Regions from separate parts of the Homo sapiens genome. Here region 1 is linked to region 2. A link is a contact called in ENCODE Hi-C data. All regions are on one chromosome and are shown on one strand. Each heading gives the region's core, a stretch centred on a gene start or an enhancer-like site at or near the end of the contact. The rest is flanking DNA. Distances are from core to core; before and after follow the strand shown. Region 1 holds the start of VDAC2 (voltage dependent anion channel 2). Region 2 holds the start of TYSND1 (trypsin like peroxisomal matrix peptidase 1).

What was found. A loop is a pair of places that touch in the nucleus more often than their neighbours do. Pooled maps may share reads with other maps.
Region 1: a pooled map shows a loop between it and region 2 (13-fold over the local background). The contact joins the promoter of VDAC2 here to the promoter of TYSND1 in region 2. A Hi-C loop is called at or near these places in 2 of 50 pooled maps.

What each region holds. Positions count from the first base shown.
Region 1 is chr10:75,208,893-75,212,121 of GRCh38, reverse strand. It overlaps VDAC2 (voltage dependent anion channel 2), which reads right to left and starts at 1,326. Exons shown (of 10, transcript NM_001391963.1): 1 at 1,184-1,326; 2 at 933-988. The coding sequence starts at 963. RefSeq lists silencers at 1,053-1,422, 1,443-1,752 and enhancers at 1,397-1,691, 1,422-2,003.
Region 2 is chr10:70,144,899-70,148,660 of GRCh38, reverse strand. It overlaps TYSND1 (trypsin like peroxisomal matrix peptidase 1), which reads left to right and starts at 1,961. Exons shown (of 4, transcript NM_173555.4): 1 at 1,961-3,240. The coding sequence starts at 2,075. It overlaps SAR1A (secretion associated Ras related GTPase 1A), which reads left to right. Exons shown (of 7, transcript NM_020150.5): 7 at 1-1,372. RefSeq lists silencers at 2,190-2,499, 2,830-3,059 and an enhancer at 2,650-2,699.

The DNA of each region.
Region 1 (3,229 bases), core at 77-2,576, 5.1 Mb before region 2:
TTGGAATGTTTTTTATGCGGTCAGGAGCTACAATAGAACTATAACGACCCATAAAGGAGATACCACCAACGAATTATTTCTAAAACAGATAACCATGATTATACAAACTTGGGGAATTCGTTTCAAAACGGAAAAACAGTCTATTACCTACAGCCTCACTTCCTAGGACTGGACAAGTACAAAGAATCAAACAAGTATTTGTGTGTATGGATATTTATGTATCTGCCAAAATTCACTGAGATGAGCTGATTTAACTAAATTAGATAAAACCGAAACCTAAGACTAGGCCCTTTACCCTGATACGTCCTTTAATATCTTCGCTGAGGGGAAAACCAACACCCTGGAGTGGGAAGAGAATTTAATACTGGGAATTTAAATATTGAAACTTGGAAAAAATACTGCCATGTGTGTTTCACTCAAATGTCTACATCAACTAAATATCAAATAGCGCTTCAAACTTACTAATGTGACTCTCAAGTCCTCGGCCAATGCTGTGCTGCTTAAGGGCAGGCAATCTGAGCTCATTACACCAGCTCATTCATTCCACAAAGCACGTCCACGCCCTTAGGAGCACAAGTAATGACCTTGCGCTCTCACAAGAGGGACTGCTACTTCCTCTAGAAAAGTGATTGATCCGATCCTCCAAAGGCAGAATCCCCAATTAACAACTTTTTACTTCTATACGTCAAAGACATGTACAAAGGCTGAAAAGTCCATGCGGCCACAGACCAACTCCCCGGGCCTTGTTCCCCATTTGAAATCCAGCAGCCCAGCCCCTCCTCCGCAGAGGAGGTGGTCAGACGGTGGGGCGACCACCAAAAGCAGCCGAATTTCCAAGTTCTTGGAAAGATAGGGGGAAACAAACTGGGTTTCTGGTCGACAGGCTTCGACTCTCCGCCGCCCCATCCCGCAGAGATCCCAGCTTTACTTACGACGCGCGCAAGTCTGTCCGTGGGTCGCCATGGCGAGGCCGCGGGAAGAGGGGAATCTGCGGGAGGGACAAGAAGTGCGGTAAGCTGGGGTCAAAGGGCCAAAGGGAGATCCCGGGCAGAGAGGGGCGAGGGGCCGCGGGGCAGCGCGGCCATCTTAGGAAGCCAGGGCCGACTCCGAGTCCGGCGCGGGCCTCCGGCTTGGCCGCCGCGGCCTAGGCCCCTGGGTCGGCGTGAGGCGGGCGCGGCGGTACCTGGTGGTGTCCTGAGGGGGGCCGCCGCCACCGCTCCGCTAGCTGCTGAAGCCGCTTGGCACGCTCGCGGTCGGGCTGCAGCTCCAGCAGCTGGAGGGCGAAGTGAAGGAGACACCGTTCCGCCCGCCGCAACCCTGTCCTCTCCCAGACAGGACCCCGCCGCTGCCCCCGGGGCTGTCCGCCGCGCCTGTCCCTGCAGCGCAGCCCGCTGCCAACTCCAACCTGCTCCAGAGCGGCCACGTGGACCGACAGCGCCCCGGTCCTGCAGGTGGGCTGCCTCCGTCCGTCGGTGGGGATCCGGAAGGCAGAAGCTGCTGGGCCTTGGATCAGGCAGCTATCCGGGCAGCCTCAGAGGCGAGGGGGCGGGGAACGGCGGAGGCAGCGCGCTGGGGACCGCCTGGGAGGGGGATGGGGCGGAGGCCCCGCGCGAACGCGTCACGGACGGGGCGGGGCGTCGGCGCGTGGCCGGGGCGATAGGGCGCGGCTGCGCACCAGGGTCACGTAGATCTCTCCTACTCCCCTTACGCGCTGGTGCGGGTTCCCCCCCGAAACAAAGCCCTGCATAGGGTGCCTGCGGGGAGTCAGCTGAGCGTTACCCACGTCCATCCTAAGCTAGCGCAGCCTGCGCTTCTGAGGGACCGCTTCTCTTTCCCAGCCCAGGGAGAACGAGTGGGACACAGGGGCGCCACCTCCAGCCCCTCGCGCTCTTCTGCCCTCTTTTCCCACCTTGGTGTGACTGCCTTGCTGTGCTGGGTTGTGTGCCTGAGAGGCTTTTTGGGACTGCCTCTCCCTGAACAAATGTGAGCGGGTCCTAGCGTGCCCCACCCATTTCCACGCCGCCTTACGCTTTCTCTTCCGCGGCTCCTCCCCACTCAGGCATGGCACTGCTTCACACACGCACGGAGCCGGAGCTTGGCGAGGCAAGCCTGCTCCGGGCCCAACCTCCTCTGGATTATGGGCCTGGAGAAAATGTGGAATCATGCTGAGCAGGCGTTAGAATGCCGCACCCGAGTTCCCCGGGTGTGCAGGAAGGGTGACAGAGCTATTAGATAAAATGTATATGGGAGACCGTTAGTTTAGACTGACCTCCTGCATTAGGCCCATCAGACCAAACCAAAATGGGGTTACTCATGCTGAAGTTTCACACTACCACGCCAAAGCTAGGATCTTTATCTGACCTTCCAAGAAATCAGGAGAGAAACAGATGCTAGCCAGATCCCCAAACAGGCTGGGCGCGGTGGCTCACACCTGTAATACCAGCACTTTTGGATGCCGAGGTGGGCGGATCGCCTGAGCTCAGGAGTTCCGGACCAGCCTAGGCATAGTAATACCCTGCCTCTACCAAAAAAAAAAAAAAAAAAAAAAAAAATAGCCGGGCGTGGTGGCTGGCGCCTGTAGTCCCAGCTAATTGGGAGGCTGAGGAGGGAGGATCGCTTGAGCCTGGGAGGTTGAGGCTGTAGTAAGCTTAGATGGTGCCACTACTGCACTCCAGCCTGCCCGCTGGAGTAAGACCCTGTCTCAAAACAAAAATCCCCAAACAGGTCAGTTTTAGCTGGCATGAAGAAGTCCCGTGTTCTTTAACCTTTACAAGAAAAGTAACTTTCTACCAACTAATCCACTTTTTGTTTCTGCTTTCCTCGGTCCTTTTCTGTCTGTAATACCAACTTCCTCTTCTCATTGGAACATTCATTCCATTTTACAGAATGAAGCGTTGCCCAATTGTAGAATTGGAACTAAAAGCCAGTTAAGATGTTTAAACTAAATTCTTTGTAATTTTTTCTTTTAACAGAGCCAAAGGAAAAAGAAAAAATGAGCAGTCTAATGAAATAGAAATGGGTTCAACTGGAACTCCCAAAGCAGTCATCTATCCAATAATGTCGCCGGTAGACCTCAGTGGTTTTTTTGGGTTTTCTTCTTTTTTTTTTGAGACGGAGTCTCGCTCTGTCGCCCAGACTGGAGTGCAGTGGCGCGATCTCGGCTCACTGCAATCTCCACCTTCCGGGTTCACGCCATTCTCCTGCCTCAGCCTCCCGAGTAGCTGAGACC
Region 2 (3,762 bases), core at 712-3,211:
TGCACCACCGTGCTCAGCTAGTTTTCAAAATTTTTGTAGAGTTAAGGTCTCATCATGTTGCCCAGGCTGGTCTCAAACTCCTGGGCTCAGGAAATTCTCCTACCTCAGCCTCCCAACGTGCTGGGATTCCAAGTGTGAGCCCCTGTGCTCCACCAAGAGAAAAACTCTTTGATTGCTAGGAAGTTGGGATAAAGAAATTGTGCTGTGATCAAGCCACCTTCTGTGTCATAGAACCAAAAGAAGACCGCCTGCTATGGCAAGATGGCCTAATTTTATTCCTGCCTCATACTATCATGGATAATCGTTTTCCTTTCTCTAGCAGGTTTGTGTCACTGGGAGTACTGGGAGCATTATCCTGTGTTGTGCTGGGGTTATACCAAGCAGTGTTAACTTTATTTAAAGAATTCAGGCAGAAAGATTAGAGAATTTAAGTAGCAATTGTATATGGTAAGCAATACAGTAACCTTAATAAAAATTAATGATGGCCGGGTACGGTGGCTCACGCCTGTAATCCCAGCACTTTGGGAGGCCGAGGCGGGCGGATCACAAGGTCAGGAGATCGAGACCATCCTGGCTAACACGGTGAAACCCCGTCTCTACTAAAAATACAAAAAATTAGCTGGGCGTGGTGGCAGGCGCCTGTAGTCCCAGCGACTGGGGAGGCTGAGGCAGGAGAATAGCGTGAACCCAGGAGGCGGAGTTTGCAGTGAGCGGAGATCGCACCATTGCACTCCAGCCTGGGCGACAGAGCGAGACTCCGTCTCAAAAAAATAAATAAATAAATAAAAAATAATGTGTATTTTATCAATTCAGTGATAAAGCAGACCTTTGTAAACTGTCTAGCTTGTGGTGACTGATTGAGGGTATCATGAAGCTCCGCGCCCCCCCACTCCCCGACATACTCGTTCATCCTCCTCTGTCCTAAAGCGTACTTCTTTGGAAAAGTAGAGCAGTTTATGTTAGTGTACACTAGAGATGGTAAACTATGCCTTGTGGGTCAAATCGGGCCTGCTGCCTGTGTTTGTATGGCCTGTGAGCAAAGAAAGGTTTTTACATATTTAAATGGTTGGAAAAAATATTTAAAGAATGCTATTTTTGGACACAAAAAATTGTATGAAATTAAAATTTCAATGTCTGTATCTTTTTATTGGGACACAGCCACCGCCATTCCTTTAGCTTTTGTATGCAACAGCTGCAGAGTTGACTATTTGAGACAAGTTGTATGGTCCCCCCAAACTGGAACTGTTTCCATTCTGGCCTTCTACAGAAAGTATTTGGACCCTGGCCTAGATAAATCCTGGCTGGTGGTTATGTTATGTGAAATGTGCACACTGTAAAATATAGGCCTGTATGATTAAAATTTTTGATTTCAGCTACTGTTCATAGTCGATTTAAAGGGCAATTTAATTTACAGCAAATCCAGTTTCTCGGAGATTTGTGTTGGGGCTTTGGCAGCAAAAAAAAATCCTAGGAGTAATCTTGAGAGTTCCATGCCCCCTAGTGGATTGCTATAGGGTTTACTTTTAAATTTTCAAAACACTGAATTGGCCAAGGATTTCCTTGGTCCATATTATCCCAAGGGTCAGAGGCTGAAGGTCGCCTAGACCTGGGCAGATGCTCACAGGTACTGTCGTGGCCTGGGCAAATCTAGGCACGTCAGCGCTCATTTCTATTCCCTTTCCCACATTCCAGCAAACGAGACTAGGCTTGAAGGGACCCACCCTCCTCTCCTCTGATTCCTCGTGACGCCGCACTCCTCTTACTCTCCCCGGGGCTCATCCGGGGGAATGGGGCAGATTATGTCCCACCGGTTGGACAAACTAACGAGGGCGGGGAAAGGAAAAAAAAAATCAGAATAGGAAGCCAATCAGAGCTCGGTACAAGCCCAGCCAATCGGGTCGGGTCAATTGGGGCTTAGCCAATCGGGCTCGATGAGGAAGACGTGAGTCAGAGCTTGCGCCTCTCGCTTCCAGCTGTGGGTGGCGCTAGGCAGCTTCAGCCGGACCGGGTAGGGGTCCTCGCTCGCTAGCTTGCTGTTTCTCGGAGAAGCTCCCGAGTGTCCGGCCTAGAGGCCATGAGAAGGCAGTGGGGGTCTGCCATGAGGGCGGCCGAGCAGGCGGGCTGCATGGTGAGCGCCTCCCGGGCCGGACAGCCCGAGGCGGGCCCGTGGAGCTGCAGCGGGGTAATCCTGAGCCGTAGCCCGGGCCTGGTGCTTTGCCACGGGGGCATCTTCGTCCCCTTCCTGCGAGCTGGCAGCGAAGTCCTGACCGCGGCCGGCGCCGTCTTCCTGCCTGGCGACAGTTGCAGGGACGACCTGCGCCTGCACGTGCAGTGGGCCCCAACGGCCGCGGGTCCCGGGGGCGGCGCGGAGCGGGGCCGCCCAGGGCTGTGCACGCCCCAGTGCGCGAGCCTCGAGCCCGGCCCACCTGCCCCGTCCCGCGGGCGTCCCCTGCAGCCCCGGCTTCCTGCTGAGCTGCTGCTGCTGCTGAGCTGCCCGGCCTTCTGGGCCCACTTCGCGCGCCTCTTCGGGGACGAGGCAGCGGAACAGTGGCGCTTCTCGAGCGCGGCGCGGGATGACGAAGTGTCGGAGGACGAGGAGGCGGATCAACTGAGAGCGCTGGGCTGGTTTGCGCTGCTGGGCGTGCGGCTAGGCCAGGAGGAGGTGGAGGAGGAGCGCGGGCCAGCCATGGCGGTGTCGCCTCTCGGGGCCGTGCCCAAGGGTGCGCCATTGCTGGTCTGCGGCTCCCCTTTCGGCGCCTTCTGCCCCGACATCTTTCTCAACACGCTGAGCTGCGGGGTGCTCAGCAACGTGGCCGGCCCACTGCTGCTTACCGACGCACGCTGCCTGCCCGGCACCGAGGGCGGCGGCGTGTTCACCGCGCGGCCCGCGGGGGCGCTGGTGGCGCTGGTGGTGGCGCCGCTCTGTTGGAAGGCCGGCGAATGGGTGGGCTTCACGCTGCTCTGCGCCGCCGCCCCCCTTTTCCGCGCCGCCCGCGACGCGCTTCACCGCCTGCCGCACAGCACCGCTGCCCTGGCCGCCCTTCTGCCGCCAGAGGTGGGCGTCCCGTGGGGTCTGCCCCTCCGAGACTCCGGGCCCCTGTGGGCAGCCGCGGCAGTGTTGGTGGAGTGCGGCACCGTATGGGGCTCCGGAGTGGCTGTGGCACCCCGCCTTGTAGTGACCTGTCGGCACGTGTCCCCTCGGGAAGCAGCCAGGGTCCTGGTGCGCTCCACCACCCCCAAGTAAGCCCGCAGGGCTGACGCCACTTCATCCCTTTCCAGGTCTCAGATCTGGGTCCAGCCCTAATACTCTTGAGTATTGTGCAGGCCTTTCTTGTGTCACGCGGATGCTTTGGGCGTGTAGTGGGTAGAGACCTGGAACCCTCCCCTCATCCTTTATACCCAGAACCCCTGTGGGGAGAATCTGGGGCAAGGTGTCAAGCTCGAAGCAGCTCTGGATTTGGGTACTGTGGGACACCCTGAATCCGGAACAGGGCATCTTTGAGCTCCCCTCAAAGGCTGAGTTTCTTCTGGGCAGCTTCACTGTCTGATAGCCCTGCACGCCATACCCCTCGGTTCTCTGGCCCTTTGAACAGAGATTCCCTAACCCTGCTGCTTCTCCTCTGAAAGTGATAAGGTCCCAGAGGCCCAGGATGGTGCTCTCCTGGGGTAAGGAGATGGGTATGTTAATTTTATCCATCTTTTAGTGCTTAGCCAGAGCTTCCCGTCTGAGTGAAACGTGAGTTTCTACGTAATCAGAAGGTA